2 separate regions of the Homo sapiens genome follow, and region 2 is linked to region 1. A link is an interaction called in ENCODE POLR2A ChIA-PET data of the cell type or tissue named here. Cell type or tissue: HepG2. All regions are shown on one strand. Each heading gives the region's core, and the rest is flanking DNA. Links, peaks and the distances in the headings are about the cores only. Region 1 overlaps CLASRP (CLK4 associating serine/arginine rich protein). Region 2 has its middle 6.5 kb from the start of APOC4.

Region 1 (7,436 bases), core at 2,321-6,320:
GTGAAACCTGACCACTTCCCTCTCCTGTCTGATGCTTCAGTTGTTTTTGCGGGGAAGACCAAACTATCCCTGGCCTAAAAGACCCTTGTGGTCTGACCACTCAGCTTCATACTCGGACAGCTCCACTGGCCTTCTATTTCTGCCACCACAGGGCTTTGGCCTATATTACCCCCCCTCACCTATTTAACTCCTGTGTATCCTTGGGATCCCAGCTTGAAATGGCACCTGTTTTCTAGGTTCAGTGTTCCTGTCAGATGACATTTATATAGACCTTTCCCAGTTATTCCTGTATTACTGCCCCAGCCTCCTCCCTGGTCTGCTGGCCTCCAGTCCTGGCTCCTCCAGTCTGTCCTTCCTAGAAGAGTCCAAGAGGCCTTTCTAAAGCACAAAACTGACCCTGTCCCTTCGTTGCTCAGAGCACCTCTATGCCTCCTAAGTGCCCTTGAGAGAAAGCCCAGGCTCCTCACTGTGGCCTTTAGGGTCCTGCATGGCCTGGCCTTTGCCCTTCCTCCAGACTCACACCACCCCACACTCTGCCTTGTTCCTTTGCACAAGTCATTTTGGCCTCCTTGCTATTCCTCCACTGACCCAAGCGCTCCCCAGCCACAGGACCTTTGTATGAGCTCTTCCCATACCTGGTTAACTACTGCTTATCTGTCAGATCTCAGTCCTCAGAGAAGTCTTGTTTCCCAAGCTCAGTCAGGTGTCCTCTAAAAATGCCATAATCATAGCTCCCTTTCCTTCCCCTTTGTGGAATTTAACACACTTAAGATACACATACATGGGCCTGGTGTGGTGGCTCACGCCTGTAATCCCAGCATTTTGGGGGCCAAGGCAGGTGGATCACCTCAGGTCAAGAGTTTGAGACCAGCCTGGCTAACATGATGAAACCTCGTCTCTACTAAAAATACAGAAATTAGCTGGAGGTGGTGAGGAGCCTGGGCTTTCTCTCAAGGGCACTTAGGAGCCATAGAGGTGCTCTGAGCAATGAAGGGACAGGGTCAGTTTTGTGCTTTAGAAAGGCCTCCTGGACTCTTCTAGGGAGGACAGACTGGAGGAGCCAGGACTGGAGGCCAGCAGACCAGGGAAGAGGCTGGGGCAGTAATACAGGAGTAAATGGTAATCCCAGCTACTCGGGAGGCTGAGGCAGGAGAATTGCTTGAACCCGGGAGGCATAGGTTGCATTGCTCTCCAGCCTGGGCAACAGAGTGAGACTCCATCTCAAAAAAAAAATTTATATATATATATATATGTGTGTGTATGTATGTATACACACACGCACACACATACGCATACACAGGTTGAACATCCCTAATTCAAAATCCGAAATGCTCCAAAATCTTTTTTTTTTTTTGAGGCAGAGTCTTGCTTAGTCGCCCAGGCTGGAGTGCAGTGGCATGATGTCAGCTCACTGTAACGTCCACCCCCCAGGTTCAAGCTATTCTCCTGCCTCACTCAACCTCCTGAGTAGCTGGAATTACAGGCATGTGCCACTATGCCTGGCTAATTTTTGCACTTTTGGTAGAGACAGGGTTTCACCATGTTGGTCAGGCTAGTCTTGAACTCCCGACCTCAAGTGATTTGCTTGCCTCGGCCTCCCAAAGTGCTGGGATTACAGGCGTGAGCCACCACGCCCGGCTAGCTCCAAAATCTGAAACTTTCTGCATACTGACATGATGCCCCACTATAAGTGGAAAGTTTCACATATAAGTACTTTACACAAACTTTGTTTCATGCACAAAATTATTTAAAATATTGTATACAATTACCTTCAGGCTGTGCTTATAAAGTATAAATGAATTTGGTCTTTGGACTTGGGTGCCATCCCTAAGATATCTCATTATGAATAGACAAATATTCCAAAATCTGAAAAAATCTGAAGCACCTCTGATCCCAAGCACTTCAGATAAGGAATACTTTGTGTGTGTGTGTGTGTGTGTGTGTGTGTGTGTGTGTGTGTCCCGTCTCTACTACAAATACAAAAAATTAGCTGGGCGTGGTGGTGGGCACCTGTACTCCCAGCTACTCGGGAGGCTGAGGCAGGAGAATGGCATGAACCCGGGAGACAGAGCTTGCAGTGAGCCGAGATAGTGCCACTGCACTCCAGCCTGGGCGACAGAGCGAGACTCCGTCCCAAAAAAAAAAAAAAAAAAAAAAATTTTTTCCATTCATACGTATATGCACATACCCAGCTCTGTGAGACTGGGGACTAATTATATTTGGGTCACGTTTGTACCCTAGGGTTGGGTCCATCAAATATGGTTTGAAAGAATAGATGAATAAAACAATATTAACAATAGTAATTAACCATTTAATTGATCCTTCGCAGGCACCCCCAGGCCATGTGAGAGATGCAGGATTTTTTTTGAATCCCCACAGTCACCTGTGAGACAGAGACCGCTCTTACTTCCACTCAGCAGAGAAGAGGAAGCTCTGAGAGCTCCTTGCTTACCTCTGCCACCCAGGAAGGAACCACGGGGCTAAAGGGAGAACTCATCTCCGATAGTGTCAGAAAGATGTGATCATCAAGGCAAGGCCTGGGTCTCTGTTGGTCATAGTTGAGGCCCCAGAAGTGGCCTAGGAACACAGCACTCAGGAATGAATAGCTACCTTTTTTTTTTTTGAGATGGAGTCTGGCTCTGTCGCCCAGGCTGGAGTGCAGTGGCACGATCTCGGCTCAGTGCAACCTCCGCCTCCCGGGTTCAAGCAATTCTCCTGCCTTAGCCTCCCAAGCAGCTGAGACTATAGGTGCCCACCACCACGCCCGGCTAATTTTTGTATTTTTAGTAGAGACAGGGTTTCACCATATTGGCCAGGCTGGTCTCAAACTCCTGACTGCAAGTGATCCGCCTGCCTTGGCTTCCCAAAGCGCTGGGATTATAGGCGTGAGCCACCACACCCAGCCTAGCTGCCATTTATTAAGGGCCCATGGTGCGCCAGACCCAGTGCTCACCAGCTTGGCATAGTAGTCCTCTGAACAGGCCTGCGAGGTAGGTATTGATCATGCCTGTGTTAAAGGTGATGCCACGATAACAGCTAACGCTGTTGGGCAGTTCTGTGGTAACCACTGTGCTAACTACTTGGCTTGTGTCTCCGCTTCATCAAAGCCACACCCAAGACTAGGAGGTGGTTCTTACTATTTCCATTTTACAGAGGACAAAACTGGAGCACGGAGATACGTGGCTTACAGTCACATAGCATGAGGGCAGAGCTGGCACTATAACCCAGTCTCTGACCCTTAACCTCTCTAAGCTTTTCACCTGCGCCTTATCATGCAGAAATAGAGGTTCAAAAAGATGAGGCATAGCAAGACCCCATCTCTGCAAAAAATAATAAAAAAAAATTAGCCAGGTTTGGTGGCATGCGCCTGTGGTCCCAGCTACTTGGGAGGCTGAGGCAAGATGAGACCTGGGAGGGTGGGGCTACAGTGAGCTGTGATTGCACCACTGCACTGGAACCTGGGTGACAGAGTGAGACCCTGTCTCAAAAAAGAAAGGTGAGGTGACTTGCCCAAGGCAACACAGCCAGGAGGTGAGATCCCATCATGGTTAGTCCTTAGAATTTGGGAGTCATGGGGCTCTGGGTTCAAATTCTAGCGATCCCACTTATCTATAGTGTGACGTGGGCAAGTGACTGCCTCCCTGAGCCCATTTCCTCTTCCACATGTGAAAGGATGTCACATGGACAATCAGCTTTGGCTCTAACAAACCTAGAGCATCCGTCAGTGGCTTAAACAAGATAGATGTTTATTTCTTAGCCACAGAAAAGCCAAGAGGTAACCAGTTAGCTCGGGGACCTAAGCCGCTTCTGTTTTGTTCTCCTGGGCACAGCTTCTCTTCCTAGTGTTGCATCGAGGTCTAAGAGGCTCTGGCCATCATGTCTTCATTCTATCCAGCAGGGAGGAAAAAGGGAGGAAAAGGGGCAAAGCGCTCATGCCATTTGTTGAGAAAGTTTCTAGGCCAGGTGCAGTGGCTCACGCCTGTAATCCCAGCACTTCGGGAGGCCGAGGCAGGAGGACTGCTTGAGCCCAGGAGTTCGAGAACAGCCTGGACAACATGGTGAAACCCCGTCTATACCAAAATATACAAAAATTAGCCGGGCATGATGGCGTGCATCTGTGGTCCCAGCTCCTCAAGAGGCTGAGGTGGGAGAATCTCTTGAACCCAGGAGGTGGAGGCTGCAGTGAGCTGTGATTGTACCACTGCACTCCAGCCTGAGTGGGAGAATAAGACCCTGTCTTTAAAAAAAAAGTTTCGGGATGTTTTCCCGTAACATTTCCACTCCTCCCCTGCTGACCAGGAAGTAGTCTTATGAACAGCCGTGAGGAAGGCTAAGAGGTGTAGACTTTATTTTGGGTCGCCCTGACCAGATATATTTGGAGTTCTGTTACTGTTGTAGCAAAGGGAATAGATGTTGGTTGCCAATTAATGGTTTGCCACTAACAGTGGAGACAAGAGCATGTCCTTCGATGTTGTTGGAGTGTTGGACACATGGACCACTGAGAGCAGCCTGGCCAGCGTCGCTATCGCTCAGTAAATATTAGCTCTTGTTATTGACATTACTGTTGCTGATAGAACTGGAGTTTGGATCCAGGTGGAGGGATGGTGCAGAGGAAGGAAGGCTGGAGCTGAGACTCCAGGCCCCCTCCCTGTTAGCAGGGAAGCTTGCTGCATTGTATTCCCCCTCAGGACAGTGGTGACGACCAACCCCTCTCACTGGATAATGGGGAAGAGCTCAAAGAACCAATGTCTATGGGTGCTTTGTGGTGCAGGCCTGTACAAGCGGCCTTTGTCCCTGTATGTGAACGTGACCTGCATTCCGATCTGGGCTGCCAAGCTGTGGAGTATGGCTGGGCCGTGGCTGATGGCTGCTTTGAGGAGGGGACTCTCATCTCAGCCTTGGGCCGAGAGCAGAGGCTGTGGAGCGAGTGTCAGTGAAGCTGCGGTAGATTGTGGCAGGCTGAATGAGTATGTCCAGATGCAGTTGGTTTCTGTCTTCCTGATTTGTCGTTGGTGCCTGCTTTCTCTCCCTGTCTTCAGTCCCAAGCAGACTCCGGTTCTGTCATTGCTTCTGTCCTTGTCAACTTTCCTTTTTAATCAGTGGTTTGGATAAAGAAACAGAATCCTCTGTTGATACGGAAATAAGAAGTAAACAGGTCGCAGCTCAGGCGTCGCCTCCTCCAGGAAGCTCCAGACTGACCCCCAAGTCTGGGTCAGGTGTTCCCCCTGTGGGCCCCCATCTCAGCGCTGTCCACTCTAGGTTGTCCTTGTATGGGGACAAGTCTGTGTCCCACACTGGACTGTGAGCCCATGAGGGCAGGGCCAGGGCTATCTCAGTTACTGCCATACCCTAGCACAAGGTCTGCTTAACAGTTGAATGAATGAATGAATGAATGAGTAACTTCATGAACTCCTCTGACACAATCTGATCCTAGAGACAGGATAATCCAGTGGTTAAGAGTTGGTTTTGGGCCGGGCGCGGTAGCTCACGCCTGTAATCCCAACACTTTGGGAGGCTGAGGTGAGCAGATCACCTGAGGTCAGGAGTTTGAGACCAGCCTGACCAACATGGAGAAACGTCATCTCTACTAAAAATACAAAATTAGCTGGGCGTTGTGGCACATGCCTGCAGTTCCAGCTACCTGGGAGGCTGAGGCAGGAGAATCGCTTGAACCCGGGAGGCAGAGATTGTGGTTAGCCTAGATCACGCCATTGCAGCCCAGCCTGGACAACAAGAGCAAAACTCTGTCTCCAAAAAAAAAAGTGGATTTTGGATCTTGAAGAGGTACTTATACACTTATGTTCATTACAGCATTATTAGCAATAGCCAAGAGGTGGACGCAAGCTAAATGTCCATTGAGGGATACATCGAGAAAGAAAATGTGGTCTCTACACATAACGCAATATTATTCAATCTTAAAAAAGAAAGAAATCCTGTCCTATGCTACAATATCGATGAGCCCTGAAGATGTTATGCTAAGTGAAATAAGCCAGTCGCAAAAAGACAGTATTGTATGATCCGCTGATAAGTATCTAAAATAGTTAAACCTTGCTTGAGCCCAGGAGTTCCAGGCTGCAGTGAACTGTGATCACACCACTGTACTCCAGCCTGGGTGACAGAGCAAGACTCCATCTCAAAAAAAAAAAAAAAAAAAACAGAGAGAGAGAGGAAGGGAGGAAGGGAGCTCACTTCGGCAGCACATATACTAAAATTGGAACGATACGGGGATTAGCATGGCCACTGTGCAAGGATGACACAAAAATTCGTGAAACCTTCTGTATTTTTGGTAAAGAAAAAAAAACCTAAAAGAAAAGTCAAACCCTCAGAAAAAGAAAATACAGTGCAGGTTGACAGGGATGGGGGGAGGAGGAAAGGGGAAGTTCAGTTTTGTTTCAGTTTTGTAAGATTTAAAAAGTTCTAAAGCTCTGTTGCACCACAGGGTGGATGTAGTTACTACTACTGTACTGTACACTTAAAAATGTTAAGATGGTAAATGTTTTCTACCACAATAAAAAAATTATTCTTGGCCAGATGTGGTGGCTCACACCTGTAATCCCAGCATTTTGGGTGGCTGAGGCAGGCAGATCACCTGAGGTCAGGAGTTGAAGACCAGCCTGGCCAACGTGGTGAAATCCCATCTCTACTAAAAATACAAAAAATTAGCCAGGCAGGTTGGTGCATGCCTGTACTCGGGAGGCTGAGGCAGGAGAATCGCTTGAACCTGGGAGGCGGAGGTTGCAGTGAGCCGAGATCATGCCATTGCACTCCAGCCTGGGCAACAAGAGTGAAACTCTTGTCTCAAAACAAACAAACAAAAAATTACTCTTAAAAAGCAAATAAATAAAAAGAAGCAGATTTTGTAGTCAGGCCCATCTGGGTTCAAATCCTAGTTCTGCTTATTCCTAATGTCAGGCAGGTGGACCCCATGGCTTTGAGCCTCAGTTTACTCATCTGTAACATGGGCATAAGAATAGTACCTGCTGGGCGTGGTGGCTCATGCCTGTAATCCCAGCACTTTGGGAGGCCGAGGCGGGTGGATCACGAGGTCAGGAGTTCGAGACCAGCCTGGCCAACATGGTGAAATCCCGTCTCTACTAAAAATACAAAAAATTAGCCAGGCATTTTGGTGCATGCCTGTACTCGGGAGGCTGAGGCAGGAGAATCGCTTGAACCTGGGAGGCGGAGGTTGCAGTGAGCCGAGATCATGCCATTGCACTCCAGCCTGGGCAACAAGAGTGAAACTCTTGTCTCAAAACAGACAAACAAAAAATTACTCTTAAAAAGCAAATAAATAAAAAGAAGCAGATTTTGTAGCCAGGCCCATCTGGGTTTGAATCCTAGTTCTGCTTATTCCTAATGTCAGGCAGGTGGACCCCATGGCTTTGAGCCTCAGTTTACTCATCTGTAACATGGGCATAAGAATAGTACCAGCTGGG
Region 2 (7,436 bases), core at 2,081-6,080, 110 kb before region 1:
GTAGCTGGGATTGCAGGTGCGTGCCACCATGCCTGGTTAATTTTTGTATTTTTAGTAGAGACGAGGTTTCTCCATGTTGATCAGGCTGGTCTTGAACTCCTGACTTCACATGATCTGCCTGCCATGGCCTCCCAAAGTGCAGGGATTACAGGCATGAGCCACCTCGCCTGGCCTTTTTTTTTTTTTCTTGAGACAGAGTCTCACTCTGTACCCCAGGCTGGAGTGCAGGGGCATGATCTCGGCTCACTGCAACCTCCGCCTCCTGGGTTCAACAGATTCTCCTGCCTTAGCCTCCCTAGTATCTGGGATTACAGGTGTGTGCCACCACACCCAGCTAATTTTTGTATTTTTAGTAGAGACAGCATTTTATCGTGCTGGCCAGTCTGGTCTCCAACTCCTGGATTCAAGCAGTCCTCCTGCCTTGGCCTCCCAAAGTGGTGGGATTACAGGCGTGAGCCACTGTGCCCAGCTCTTACGTAAAATTAAACCACATGCACATGCAAAACAACCCTATGTAAAAAAAAAATTTTTTTTGAGATGGAGTCTGGCTCTGTCACCCAGGCTGAAGTGCAATGATGCGATCTCCACTCACTGCAACCTCTGCCTCCCAAATTCAAGTGATTTTTTTGCCTTAGCCTCCTAAGTAGCTGGGATTACAGGCATGTGCCACCACACCTGGCTACTTTTGTTGTATTTTTAGTAGAGACAGAGTTTCACCATGTTGGCCAGGCTAGTCTCGAACTCCTGACATCAAGTGATCCGCCCGCCTTGGCATCCCAAAGTGTTGGGACTACAGGTGTGAGCCACTGCGCCCAGCTTAAGATTGCATAAGAACAATATTTGAAAGCCATATATCTAATAAGGGGTTAATATTCAAAATATATAAGGGACTCCTACAATGCGAGTGGGAACACCAAACACTGCAGCCACTGTGGAAAACAGTATGGGGTTTCCTCAAAACATTAAAAATAGAACTACCAAATGATCCTGCAATCTCATTTCTGGGTATTTATTCAAAAGAATTGAAATCAGGACCTTGAAGAGATACCTGCCCTCCCATGTTCACTGCAGGTCTGCTTAATACCCAAGATATGGAAACAACCTAAATGTTTATCAACAGATGAATGGGTCAAGGAAATGTGGTCTATACGTGCAATGGAATGTAAAGCATCCTTAAAAAGGAAACCCTGAGGCCGGGCTCTGTGGCTCACACATGTTATCCCAGCACTTTCGGAGGTCGAGGCAGGAGGATCACTTGAGGCCAGGAGTTGGAGACCATCCTGGCCAACATGGTGAAACCCCGTATCTACTAAAAATACAAAAAAAATCAGCCAGGCATGGTGGCGGGTGCCTGTAAACCCAGCTACTCAAGAGGCTGAGGCAGGAGAATCACTGGAACCCAGGAGGCGGAGGCTGCACTGAGCAGAGATCGTGCCGTTGCACTCCAGCCTGGGCGACAAGAACAAAACTCCATCTCAAAAAATAAAAAAAGGAACTCCTGAAGCCAGGCTCGGTGGCTCCCACCTGTAATCCCAGCACTTTGGGATGCCAAGGCAGGAGGATCACTCGAGGCCAGGAGTTGGAGACTATCCTGTCCAACATGGTGAAACCCTATCTCTACTAAAAATGCAAACATTAGCCAGGCATGGTGGCGTGTGCCTGTAATCCCAGCTACTTGGGAGGCTGAGGCGTGAGAATAGCTTGAACCAGGAGGTAGAGACTGCAGTGAGCTGAGATCATGCCACTGCACTCCAGCCTGGGCGTCAGAGCAAGACTCCATCTCAAAACATAAAAGGAAATCCTGGGCCGAGCGCAGTGACTCACGCCTGTAATCCCAGCACTTTGGGAGGCCGAGGCAGGTGGATCACAAGGTCAGGAGATCGAGACCATCCTGGCTAACATGGTGAAACACTGTCTCTACTAAAAATACAAAAAATTAGCTGGGCATGGTGGCGGGCGCCTATAGTCCCAGCTATTCGGGAGGCTGAGGCAGGAGAATGGCGTGAACCCGGGAGGCAGAGCTTGCAGTGAGCCAATATTGCGCCATGCATTCCAGCCTGGATGACAGAGTGAGACTGTGTCTCAGGAGAAAAAAAAAAAAAAAAAAGGAAATCCTGAACCTGGGCATAGTGTCTTATGCCTGTAATCCCAGCACTTTGGAAGGCTGAGATGGGAGGATCAGTTGAGGTCAGGAGTTCAAGACCAGCCTGGGTAACATGGTGAGACACCGTCTCTACCAAAAAAAGAAGAAAGAAAGAGAATAAATAAATTATAAATATTACTCTCTGGGGTTAATGCATTCCCTTCTCCCCCAAAATCAACCCTCCAAACTCCTATACTCTCCTTTCTTCTCACTCAGCAGCCTGTTAGAACTCAAGTCAGATTTTTTGTTTTTTTGTTTTTTGAGGCGGAGTCTCACTCTGTTGCCCAGGCTGGAGTACAGTGGCACCATCTCAGTCCACTGCAACCTCTGCCTCCCAGGTTCAAGCGATTCTCCTGCTCAGCCTCCCAATTAGCTGGGACTACAGGTGTGTGTGTGTCACCACACCCAGCTAATTTTTGTATTTGTAGTAGAGACGGGGTTTCACCATGTTGCCCAGGCTGGTCTCAAACTGCCCAGCTCTAGCGATCTACCCTCCTCGGCCTCCCAAAGTGCTGGGGTTACAGGCATGAGCCACCGTGCCCAGCCTCAAGTCAGATTATGCTCTTCCTCTGCTCAGAACTCTCCTGATTCTCTCAGAGCAAACCCAGAAGAACTTACCAAAGGCCTACAAACAGGACACTACCCGGTTCACGATCGCCTCATCCCTCTCTCTCCATCACTCACAAGCAACTCCTTGCTATTCCTCCAATGTACTGGGCAGGTTCCCACCTCAGGGCCCTTGCAGTTACTGTTCCTCTTGCCTGGAATGTTCTTCCCCAGGGGTCCAGATATCTGCCTGGCTCCCTCCTCACTTCCTCCAGTTCTCTTCCAAAATCATCCCCTGCCAGACATAGTGGCACACTCCTGTAATCCTAACCTTTGAGAGGCCAAGATGGGAGGATTGCTTCAGCTCAGAGGTTCAAGACCAGCCTGGGCAACATAGCAAGACCCCATCCCTCCTAAAAAAAATTAGCTGGGCATGGTGGTGCACACTTGTGGTTCCAGCCACTTGGGAGGCTGAGGTAGGAGGATGGCTTTGAATCAGGGAGGTTGAGGCTGCAGTGAGCCATGTTCCAAATTAGATAGTGGTGATTGTGCAACCTTGCCAATATAGGAAAAACCATTGAACTGTACACTTTAAAAGGGTAAATTTAGCAGGACGCGGTGGCTCACGCCTGTAATCCCAGCACTTTGGGAGTCCGAGGCGGGCAGATCACTTGAGCTCAAGAGTTCGAAACCAACCTGACCAACATGGTGAAACTCCATCTTTACGAAAAATTAAAAAATTAGCCAGGCGTGGTGGCAAGTGCCTGTAGTCTCAGCTACTTGGGACGCTGAGGCGGGAGAATTTCTTGAACCTGCGGGGCAGAGGCTACAGTGAGCTGAGATTGCCCCACTGCACTCCAGCCTGGGCAACAGAGTGAGACTCCATCTCAAAAAAAAAAAAAAAAAAAAAGAAAAAGAAAAAAGGGTAAATTTTATGGAATGTGAATTATAACTCAATTTTTCAACATGCATTAGGAGGGACATTTCAAACCCTTTTTTACCCCAGCCTTCCCTGCAATCACCCAGAGTATCCAGCCAGGAGGGGAGTGGCTAGAGACACCAGAAGATTAGCAGGGAGGAGGGTGCAGGGTTTCGGGGGATGAGGGGATGGGATTCAGACCAGGGTAAGGATCCAGGGGTAGAGAGAAAGATTTGAGAGTGGTTTTGGGGCTTGGTGACTTAGAGAACAGAGTTGCAGGCTCTGTTTTTGGGCCCGCCCTGCCCCCTTCCGACCTCTTAGTTCCTATCCTCCAGCAGCTGTTTGTGTGCTGCCTCTGAAGTCCACCCTGAATGACCTTCAGCCTGTTCCCGTCCCTGATATGGGCAAACATTGCAAGCAGCAAACAGCAAACACATAGCCCTCCCTGCGTGCTGACCTTGGAGCTGCGGCAGAGGTCAGAGACCTCTCAGGGCCCATACCACTTCCAACATCCCCTTGATCTCTTGGATTTTGGTGGAGAGGGGCAGAGGTTGTCCTGGCCTGGTTAGGTAGTGTGAGAGGGTCCCGGTTCAAAACCACCACTTGCTGGTTGAGGAGTCGTCAGTAAGTGGCTGCGCCCCCACCCTGAGGCTTGTTTCTCCATCTGTACAATGGAAATGATGAAGATGCCCACCTGATAGGGTTTTTGTGGCAAATAAGTAAGTAGTTTTTTTGTTTTTCTTTTTCTTTTTTTTTTTTTTTTTTTGAGATGGAGTCTCACTCTGTCACCAGGCTGGAGCGCAGTGGCGTGATCTCGGCTCACTGCCAACTCCACCTCCCGGGTTCAAGCGATTCTCCTGCCTCAGCCTCTGAGTAGCTAGGACTACAGGCGCCCGCCACCACACCCAGCTAATTTTTGCATTTTTAGTAGAGATGGGGTTTCACCATGTTGGCCAGGATGGTCTCAATCTCTTGACCTTGTGATCCACCTGCCTCGGCCTCCCAAAGTGCTGGGATTACAGGCATGAGCCACCACGCCCAGCTCCCCCACCTTTTTTTTTTTTTGAGATGGAAAGCTCTGTCACCCAGGCTAGAGTGCATTGAGCCATCTTGGCTCTCTGCAACTTCTGCCTCCCGGGTTCAAGCAATTCTCCTGCCTCAGGCTCCCAAGTAGCTGGGATTACAGGCGCCCACAACCATGCCTGGCTAATTTTTGTATTTTTAGTGGAGACAGAGTTTCACTATATTGGCCAGGCTGATCTCGAACTCCTGACCTCAAGTGATCTGCCTGTGTCAGCCTCCCAAAGTGCTGTGATTACAGGCATGAGCCACCATGCCCCACCGCAATTAAGTAAAGTAATCATCTAAAAGCCCTGCCATGGTTCCTGCCACACAGTGTGTGCTGGGGAAGCGCGCACGAATTAAACAGTAGCTGGCGTTGACGGGGCACCTATGCGGCATTTTCTGTGCACGATCTTTACTCTCCCTGGCAACCCTATGAGGTAGATAGTCCATGACTCCCATTCATGGATGAAGAAACAGGCCCACACAGGTAAAGCAACTTGTACCAGGTCATACCGCTAGAAAGATGTAGAGTCAGCCACGCGCGGTGGCTCATGCCTATAATCCCAGCACTTTCGGAGGCTGAGGCGGGATGATCACTTGAGGTCAGGGGTTCGTAACCAGCCTGGCCAACATGGTGAAACCCCGTCTCTACTAAAAATACAAAAATTAGCTGGGCGTGGTGGCGGACGCCTGTAATCCCAGCTACTCAGGAGGCTGAGGCAGAAGAATTGCTTGAACCCGGGAGACAGAGGTTGCAGTGAGCTGAGATCACGTCACTGCACTCCAGCCTGGGTGACTGAGCAAGACTCCATCTCAAAAAGAAAAAAAAACAGGCCAGGAGCAGTGGCTTACACCTGTAATCCCAGCACTTTGGGAGGCCAAGGCGTGTGGATTGCCTGAGGTCAGGAGTTCAAGACCAGCCTGGCCAACGTGGTGAAACCCTGTCTATACTAAAAATGCAAAAATTAGCTGGGTGTGGTGGCAGGCGCCTGTAGTCCCAGCTACTCGGGAGGCTCAGGTAGGAGAATTGCTTGAACCCAGGAGATGGAGGTTGCAGTGAGCCGAGATCGCGCCACTGCACTCCAACATGGGCAATAGAGCAAGACTCCATCTCAAAAAACAAAGAAGGGAGGGAGGGAAGGAAAGAAAGGAAAAGAAGCAACAGGTAGAGTCAGGCTCTGAACCCCACACCAATCATAACACAACACACAGTAGGTTTGTTTTTGTTTTTTATTTTGGGCTTTTGTTTGTTGTGGAGACAGCGTCACCCAGGCTGTAATGCAATGGTACAATCATAGCTCACTGTAGCCCTGAACTCCTAGACTCAAACAATCCTCCCACCTCGGCCTCCTGAGTAGCTGGGACTACAGGGGCATGCCACCACGCCTAGCTAAATTTTTTTTTTTTATTTTTAGTAGAGATGAGGTCTCCCTATGTTGCCCAGATTAGTGTCTTAACTCCTGGGCTCAGGTGATCCTGCCACCAGGGATTACAGGCACGAGCCACCATGCTGGCCCTTGTTTTTTGTTGTTTTTTTTTTTTTTTTTTGAGACGGAGTCTCGCTTTGTCGCCCAGGCTGGAGTGCAGTGGCGGGATCTCGGCTCACTGCAAGCTCCGCCTCCCGGGTTCACGCCATTCTCCTGCCTCAGCCTCCCAAGTAGCTGGGACTACAGGCGCCCGCCACTATGACCGGCTAATTTTTTTGTATTTTTAGTAGAGACGGGGTTTCACCGTTTTAGCCGGGATGGTCTCGATCTCCTGACCTCGTGATCCGCCCGCCTCGGCCTCCCAAAGTGCTGGGATTACAGGCGTGAGCCACCGCGCCCGGCCTGTTTTTTTTTTTTTTTTTGAGACTGAGTCTCGCACTGTCGCCCAGGCTGGAGTGCAGTGGCGCGATCTCGGCTCACTGCAACCTCCACCTTCCAGGTTCAAGCAATTCTCCTGCCTCAGCCTCCTGAGTAGCTGAGATTACAGGTGCCCACCACGATGCCCAGCTAACTTTTTTTTTTTTTTTGGTATTTTTAGTAGAGACGGGGGTTTCACCATGTTGGTCAGGCTGGTCTCGAACTCCTGACCTCGTGATCCGCCCGCCTTGGCCTCCCAAAGTGATGGGATTACAGGCGTGAGCCACCGTGCCCAGCTTTTTTTTTTTTTTTTTAAGAGACGGGGTCTTACTATGTTGCCCAGGCTGGACTCTCAAACTCCTGGGCTCAAGGAATCCTTCTACCACAGCTTTCTGAGTAGCTGGGGCTACAAGCCCCTGCCACAGTACCTGGCTGTTTTTGTTTTTTTATAATTGTGGTAAAATATAAACAACATGGCCGGGTGTGGTGGCTCACGCCTGTAATCTCAACACTCTGGGAGGTTGAGGTGGGAGGATTACTTGAACCCAGGAGTTCAAGACCAGTCTGGGCAACTTGGCAAAACTGTGTTTCTACAAAAAATAAAAATATTAGCTGGGCAGCCAGGCGCAGTGGCTCATGCCTGCAATCCCAGCACTTTGGGAGGCTGAGGTGGATGGATCACCTGAGAGGTCAGGAGTTTGAGACCACCCTGGCCAACATGGTGAAAACCTGTCTCTTTAAAAATACAAAAAAATGAGCCAGCCATGGTGGCTCACGCCTGTAATCCCAGCACTTTGAGAGGCCAAGGCAGGTGGATCACCTGAGGTCAGGAGTTCAAGACCAACCTGGCCAACATTGTGAAACCCCGTCTCTACTAAAAATACAAAAAATTAGCTGGGCATGGTGGCAGGCGCTTATA

Evidence for each region. Peaks named below come from ENCODE experiments on the same cell type or tissue, not always from the same donor. Only the 100,000 strongest peaks of a DNase experiment are listed, where the experiment ranks them.
Region 2: POLR2A ChIA-PET joins it to region 1 with 6 read pairs; 4 of 35 experiments call an interaction of 5 or more read pairs at or near these places.

The regions. Positions count from the first base shown.
Region 1 is chr19:45,041,277-45,048,712 of GRCh38, forward strand. The region is part of intron 2 of CLASRP (CLK4 associating serine/arginine rich protein); the gene reads left to right. It also overlaps the pseudogene RNU6-611P. Among named protein-coding and RNA genes, the nearest start is that of CLASRP, 6.0 kb to the left of the region's middle. RefSeq lists an enhancer at 4,495-4,789. In HepG2, for the core only: no CTCF peak of the experiment used is centred there; a DNase peak (open chromatin) is centred at 4,645; H3K4me3 peaks cover 906 bases.
Region 2 is chr19:44,931,992-44,939,427 of GRCh38, forward strand. No RefSeq gene overlaps it. Among named protein-coding and RNA genes, the nearest start is that of APOC4, 6.5 kb to the right of the region's middle. In HepG2, for the core only: a CTCF peak has its summit at 3,926; a DNase peak (open chromatin) is centred at 4,010.